2 separate regions of the Homo sapiens genome follow, and region 1 is linked to region 2. A link is an interaction called in ENCODE POLR2A ChIA-PET data of the cell type or tissue named here. Cell type or tissue: PC-9. All regions are shown on one strand. Region 1 overlaps POLR1A (RNA polymerase I subunit A). Region 2 has its middle 11 kb from the start of ST3GAL5-AS1.

The links. ChIA-PET counts read pairs that join two places held together with the same protein. Peaks named below come from ENCODE experiments on the same cell type or tissue, not always from the same donor. Only the 100,000 strongest peaks of a DNase experiment are listed, where the experiment ranks them.
Region 1: POLR2A ChIA-PET joins it to region 2 with 6 read pairs; 2 of 35 experiments call an interaction of 5 or more read pairs at or near these places.

The regions. Positions count from the first base shown.
Region 1 is chr2:86,056,943-86,060,942 of GRCh38, reverse strand. All of the region lies in intron 14 of POLR1A (RNA polymerase I subunit A), which reads left to right. Among named protein-coding and RNA genes, the nearest start is that of POLR1A, 47 kb to the left of the region's middle. In PC-9, no CTCF peak of the experiment used is centred here; no DNase peak of the experiment used is centred here; H3K27ac peaks cover 287 bases.
Region 2 is chr2:85,898,186-85,902,185 of GRCh38, reverse strand. No RefSeq gene overlaps it. Among named protein-coding and RNA genes, the nearest start is that of ST3GAL5-AS1, 11 kb to the right of the region's middle. In PC-9, no CTCF peak of the experiment used is centred here; a DNase peak (open chromatin) is centred at 2,215.

The sequences.
Region 1 (4,000 bases), 160 kb before region 2:
TTAAACTATAATTTGGTATAAGTCCATTAGCAGATATATACATTGCAAATACCTTCTACTTGGTGGCTAGCCTTTTCACCTAATACTGTTTTCTAATGATCAGAAGTTTCTAATTTATAGCCAATCTTGGCTTTTTGTGACTAGTCCTGTAGGAGCTCTTTGCCTGCCCTGAGGTCTTGTAGGTATTCCCCTCTGTTATCGTCTAGTAGCTATATTGTTTTACCTTTCACACTTGGGTCTGCTATCTGCCTAGGGATGATTTTTGTGGATGTGCATGAAGTGAGGTAGGGGTCAAGAGTCATATTTTCCCATATGGATTTCCTAGCCAGTGAATGCAACATCATTTGTTGAAAAGTCCACTGCTCTACTGCTAGTACTCCTGTGTCACAAACCAAGTAGTAATATATGAGTGGGTATGTTTCTGGACCCTGTTTGTTTCCATTGCACCAACAGCACACTGTCTTAATTACTGTGGGTTTATACTAAATCTTGACTTCTGATAGTAAAAGTCTACAGCTTTGTTCTTCAAGACTGCCTTGATAGGCTTTAATTACATCTCAATATACCTTTAAAAAAAAAAGACTGTCAACTATTTTGGGGTGTTTGTATTTCCATATAAATTTTAAAGTCAGCTTGTAAACTTTCACACTGTGCACACAAATACCTGCTAGAATTTTTCATTGGGATTGCATTGCCTCTGTAGGTCACTTTAGGGAGAATCAACGTATTTACACTATTGAGTCATCTAAATTATGAACATAGTATGTCCTTCAATTATGTAAAAGCCTTATACATCTTTTCATTAGATTCACTCCTGGATACTGCTATGGTAGATGATACTGTCTATTAAATTTTCTAATTGTTTATGATTGGTGTCTAGAAATACAATTAATTTTGTATATTGTCCTTATATTCGACAAGCTTTATGAATTCAGTTATTAGATCTCTGTCCTTCAAGTTCTTTTAAACTATAAAAGTAAACAAGTTTATTGATAAAGATAAAAGGAAAAACTCCCTCCCTCCCCAACCCCACTCTCCATATACACACATACTCTCATAGAAAATAAATAAGAATGAGGCCAGGCATGGTGGATTATGCCTATTATCCCAGCACTTTGGGAGGCCAAGGTGGGTGGATCACATGAGGCTAGAAGTTTGACACCAGCCTGGCCAATATGGCAAAACCCCGTCTCTACTAAAAATATAAAAATTAGCCAGGGGTGGTAGTGTACATTTGTAATCCCAGCTACTCAGAAGGCTGAGGCACGAAAATCACTTGAACGTGGGAGGCAGAGGTTGCATTGAGCTGAGATTGCACCACTGCACTCCAGCCTGGGCGACAGAACGAGACTCTGTTTCAAAAAAAATAAAAGAAATAATAAAATCATATCATACCTTCCCTGGGACTGTTCAGGAGAACCATGAACCACAATTAAATCTGACATTCAACCACCTGATAAATCTGATATTTACAACCACCTGTTTGACCATGACATCCTGGTACCTGAAGCATGCATTTTCCTGATGGCCAGGCACATGGACCTCAGATTTGGCTGGTCTTTAAGATGGCTTACTCTGAACGAGCCACCAAGTCCTCCAAAGGGAACTCCATTATATCAGACAGTCTGCTTTTTCATTGGGACCACACTAACACACTCTAAATATGGCAAGAAGTTCATTTAAATGTTTTCATAGGCTATGCTGACAAATGTTTTTGTAATTGTCTTGTGACTGATTTCATTCACTGGATGTACTGGGGGCTCATTCTGTGTCTGTACATGTAGATCTGCCTCGTTCTTTTTAACCCCTCCTGTGTTGTATTCAGTGATATGGGTATACCACAGATGACTTAACTGTCCCTCTATTAGTGGATGTTCCGATTATTACCTGGTTTTTACTATTCTAAACAGTGCTGTGGTGAACACCCATTTCTGTATATGTTAGTGTACTTTCATTGACTTATCTTTTATTATTATTATTATTATTATTGTAGAGCTGGTGTTTCACTGTGTTGCACTGGCTGGTCTCGAACCCCTGGCCTCAAGTGATCCTCCAGCTTCAGCCTCCCAAAGTGCTGAGATTACAGGCATGATCCACCATGCCTGGCCAAGTATATCTGTTAGATAAATTCTTAAAGTACAATTGCTGGGTCAAAGGATATAGACATTTCAATACATTTTTTTAAATCCATTTTATTTTTAAGACTTTTTTTAAGGTTAATACAGGCTTAGTATAAATAATAATTCCCATAGATATTGCTGCCCTTCTTGGTTTAAGAAAACATTGCAGATTTTTTCTCCCTAGCATAGTTTATGACCAGAAAGTAAATTATACATTTCTAGAATGTTAGTGCAAGAGGAGACTTCAGTTCCTCTTGTCTGGGTCCTTTATGTTTTTTTTTTTTTCATTAAGATATAATTCATATTCAACATAAAATTTACCATTTTATGAGGTAGGAGGATTGCTTGAGGCTAGGAATTCAAGACCAGCCTGGCAACACAGTGAGACCCCCATCTCTATTTAAAAAAAAAAAAAAAAAAAAAAGGCTGGGTGAGGTGGCTCACACCTGTAATCCCAGCACTTTGGGAGGCCAAGGCGGCCGGATCACGACATCAGGAGTTTGAGACCAGCCTGACCAACCTGGTGAAACCCTGTCTCTACTAAAAATACAAAAATTATCCAGGCATGGTGGCACATGCCTGTAATCCCAGCTACTCAGGAGGTTGAGGCAAAAGAATCACTTGAACCCAGGAGGTGGAGCTTGCAGTGAGCCAAGATCGTGCCATTGCACTCCAGCCTGGGCGACAGAGCGAGACTCCATCTCAATAAATGAATAGAGTAGAGTAGAGTAGAGAGAGTAGAGTAGAGTAGCTGGGCATGGTGGCACACACCTATAGCCCTAGCTACTTGGGAGGCTGAGTATGAGGCTGCAGTGAGCTATGATTGTGCCACAGCACTCTAGCCTAGGTGACAGAGCAAGACCCTGTCTCTCTTTTTTTTTTAAAGGACCATTTCAAAGTGTATAAGTAGGTTTTTAGTGTATTCACTATGTTGTGCAACCATCACCACACTGTAATGCCAGAACATTTCCATCACTCCAAAAAGATGACATGTACCTAATAGGTACAGCAGTCAGTCCCAATTCCTCCTTCCTTCTCATCCCCTGACAACTACTTTTTACCTGTATGAATTAGCCTGTTTTGGACATTTCATATAAGTTGTATCAAACAATATGTAGCCTTTTATGACTTATTTCTTTTACTTAATGTTTTCCAGTTCCATCCATTTTTTAGTATGTAATAGTACTTTATTCCTCTTTATGGATGAATAACATTCCATTGTTTCCTCTGTATCCATTTGTCAGTTGATAAATGGATAATTTGGATTGTTTCCATTTTTTGGATACTACAAATAAACCTGCAATGAACATTTGTGTACCAGTTTTTGTATGAACGTGTGTTTTCAGTTTTCCTGGGTATATACCTAGAAGTAGAATTGCTGCATCATATAGTAATTCTATATTCAACTTTTCTGAGGAACTTGCAAACTATTTTTCAAATCAGGTGTGTTATTTACATTTCCACTAACAATGTATGAAGGTCTCAGTTACTCCACATTTTCACCAACACTTATTTTTTGTTCTTTTTTTTCCTTTATAGATTCTTCTAATTCTAGTTCTATTTCTACTACTGCTGCCATTACTTCCTCCACTGAAGTCTTGACCCTCTGAAAGTCATACTTAAGGGTTGGAATCAACTTGTTCCAAACTCCTGTTAATACTGATGTTCCTCCCATGAATCACAAATTTTTTAATGACATCTAGAATGGTGAATCATTTCCAGAAGGTTTTCCATTTACTTTGCCCATATGCATCAGAAGAATCACTATCTATGGCAGCTACAGCCTTAATGAAATGTATTTCTTAAATAATAAGGCTTGAAAGTCAAAATAACTCCTTTATCCGTGGGCTGCAGAATGGATATTGTGTTAGCAGACATGA
Region 2 (4,000 bases):
CTGGCACTCACAGGCTGGGGGATGTTGGATAAGGAATTCCCTCCTGGGTCTCAGCTGGCACCTATATGGGTGTGAAAAATGTGTGCCTACCACTGGTGGGGTTTGATACTGCATCCCCCTAGCAGGAGACAGATGGCCTCATGAAAGGGGGTAGGTGAGGAGGGCTTAATGAAGGGACTATTTATAAAGGGGTGGGCATAGTTAAGGGAGCCAAGAAGAGGTGGGGAAACTCGGGGGACTTGCAACAGCTGGAAGCATTGTCACTCTTGGACCTGAAGGAGCAAAAGGTTGAAACTCTTTCTACAGCCATGAGAGAGGGGCTGCCTGATGAGACCCATGGCCTTTGTTAGAGAATGCAGCTACTGCCAACTGGGGCAGGGTAGGGTGGAGGTCAGGGTGATAAATATCCCAACCTCTAACTATCCTCCAGTGCCTCTTGGCTGAATACACCCCGAAGCCAGAAGACAAGAGAACCAGTTGAGGTTAGCCTGTGGAGGGCAGCTTCTGAGACAGAGCAGGATGGGAAGTGGATCAGAAGGAGGAGTCAGTGGAAACTATCTCACACAGGTGGTAGGCTGACACATTTATTGTAATAGTTGTATGTTAATTTTAATGGGTAATAAAAAGAATATACCTTGCATATCAAACCTATGAGTACACAGCTGTTATTGCTTAGGATAAAGCTAAAGCAGATATTTAAATGAAAAAAGACAATTTAAAGAAAAATATAATAGTATGGGTGGTATGAGGATATGACAAAAATCACAAAGAGGATGTATGTAAAGATGAAATTTGGGAAATTCTGGGTAGGATGATATATAAGACTTCTTCCAGCTCTGACATTCTGGGTTTCTAAGTGTCTACATGCAGCTGTACCGAGTACAAGGAAAATACCAGGAACCATGATAATGTACTTTCAGACCATCTTAGTTCAGTACAATGTTATGATCGTGAGTAATATGGTGAGATGATCACAGAACTCCTAGTTGTTCCACTGCTCTTTTTAGATTTTTTTTTTCTTAAAGATTAAAAAAAGCACAAGGCTGGGAGGCCAAGGCAGGTGGATCACCTGAGGTCAGGAGTTCAAGACCAGCCTGACCAACATGGAGAAACCCTGTCTCTACTAAAAATACAAAATTAGCCAGGCATGGTGGCACATGCCTGTAATCCCAGTTACTCGGGAGGCTGAGGCAGGAGAATTGCTTGAACCCAGGAGGCGAAGGTTGCAGTGAGCCGAGATAGCATCATTGCACTCCAGCCTGGGCAACAAGAGTGAAACTCCGTCTCGAAAACAAACAAACAGACAAAACAAACAAACAAACAAACCCCACAAGGCTACCAAAAGATTTGAGCAAGAACATTCATAGCAGCATTATCTGCTATAGCCTCCAACTTGAAACAATTCAAATATCCACCAAGGGGATTGAAAAAATACTGTGATCTATTCATGCTCTGCAGCAATGAAAATAAACACATTTAAGCTACCTGCAGCAACATGGATGAACCTTACAGGTGCCATTTTGAGTGAAAGGAAGCAGACACAGAGAGTCCACACTATAGGATTTCTTTTATACAAAGTTCAAAATCAGGCTAACCTAACCTATGTAACGGAAGTCAGAGGAGTGGCTGCCACAGCAGGAAAACACTGAGAGGGTGGTGACCGTAAAGAGCCATGAGGCAGGCTCAGGAAGACAGGCAATGTTCTGTTTCTTGGCCTAGGTGGCTACATGGTATGTTCACTTAGAGAAAATTTATTGAGCTATACATTTATGGTTTTGTAACTTTCTAGTATGCCTCTTATATTTCTGTGAATACATTTACTGTTCTAAGTGTATATGAAAATGAAAAGGTATGATTTTTTTCTTGTTGACCCTAGAAAAATGGCCACAAAGGATGATGTTCTCTGGGATAAGCAGAGATGATGTGTCCCTGATGACTGAAGGCTTGATTAGTTCTCCCATTTCCACTATCTCCCTTCTCCCATTTGCTTCAGTCTCCATTCTTGGTGGAGCTTCTGCAATCCACAAACATTTTGCAATGTGATTGGCATTATGATTGCTTAGAAGCAATCCCGTGGGATTGGCAGTAACAGTGCTCTTGTTCTAAATCTGGTTCTACCTGGTTGACCAGATGGCTTATTTTAGCCTCTGTTTCTTATACAGAGTCAGAAAAATAGGTCAGGGGCCTGCTCCTTGGTCTGTGGTTGGTACTCTTGTTCCTACTTACCATTAGTCTGGCACTTGACATAAGCTGCCCTGGGGCCCACAGAGATGCCACCACCATGCATAGCCCAGCCACAGTCTGGACCATAAGACTTCCAACTTCCTGCACAGCTGTGGCGTTTAGTGGTCAGTACCTGGGTATTCATGGACATCTCTATCATGCACTTCAGGGGAACTGGACACAGGTCCTGGCCTCTCCAGGAAGCCCCACCCCTCTAGTACTGCTCCATCCCACCATACCTCAGTCAAGGGAAACCCAAATCCCTAGGGCGTAGATCTCCTGAAGGGGTGAAGGGACAAAACAACATCTCCAATTGTCTGAGAATGAGACTGGGGGAGGAAGAAGAAATAACTAAGTTCTACCAGGTTGTTTGCCCTACCCACTAAAACCCAGGCACTATGCCCTTTTCCATGGAATGTTCAGAGAAAATGAAGCTCCTGCCTCTAAGCACCTGACAGGCCCAATTGAGAATGTAAGTGCATCCCTGAGTTTAAGAAAACACTAAAACAAAAACTGGCCAGAAAAGCTAGTGTTTGAAGAAGCAGCAGAGGCCTGGTCCCCTCTCCAGTTGATCTTGCATACTCTACCATGTTACCATTTCCACATTACCACTTTTATCAGACCTTTAGGCCCTCCACATAGAAGTTTCGTTTCACCCACACAGTATTTGTCTGCCCTGCAATTAAATACATTTTAAAATTTGTTGTTAACATTTAAAAATTGAGATAATTCAACTTTTAAAAATCCAGATTTCTGACCTTTCTTGAAAAATCTAAAGATCTAGCGACACAGAGTGTTTGACTCCTATAAGCCAGCAATTGGCAGAAGTTGAGCAGGGGCTGTCCCCTTTAGATGGAGCTCTCCAGCTGCCATAGTCCCTACTACCTATTGTCCCCACTTACTATTGCCTCACACCCCTTTAGTTTGCCCTTGATCTTGAAAGATTTCCTTGTTTCTACAATTCAGGGTTGACAGTTATCTTCTCCTAGAACTTTGCAGACACTCCCTGTCTTCTGGCAATTTTCAGCATAATTTCTATTTCCCTGTAGATAATTTGTCTTTTCTCTGTGGCTTCTTTTAAGATCTCCTTTTTGTCTCTAGTGATCAGCAGTTTCACTGTGATGTTTCTAATATTTCTGTTAATTTTCCTGCTTATTGATTTTGGGGAGTTCTTACATCTAAAGGTTGTGTATTTTTGATTCTGGAAAAAATTCCATCATTATTTCTTTAGTTATTGCCTCTGAACCATTTTCTCTATTTTTTATTTCTGGAAATCTGAGTAGGCATGTGCTAGACTTTTGGTTTATTCTATCCTCCACATCCCTTAGTCTCATTTGCATTTCCTGTAACCTTTTTTCTGTCAGTGTTGCATTTTGGGTAATTTCTTTGTGTCCATCTTTCAATTCACTAATTGTATCTTTATCTCTCTCTTTTATTGTTTAACTGGCCTACTGAATTATTGTTGGTAGTCTCTTACTTCCTACTCATACTTTCAATACCTTCTTTTATTTCTAGAAACATACTGAACAACCTTATTTTATGTTTTGAGTCTTCTAATTCATTATCTGAATCTTCATTTTATTATTTTGCCAATTTTTGCCATTTTATTATTTTTGCAGTTAAGTGATGTCTTAAACTGCAAATTCAAATTCCTTGGAATTCTGGAGGAACTGTCTTAGTCTTGGGTCTAGAGAGCATGCTGCTACAGGTGATTTGCTTTTTACAAGTGTCTAAGGGAATTACCAACCTGGGACCACTTTAAAATAATGTTTGGCTT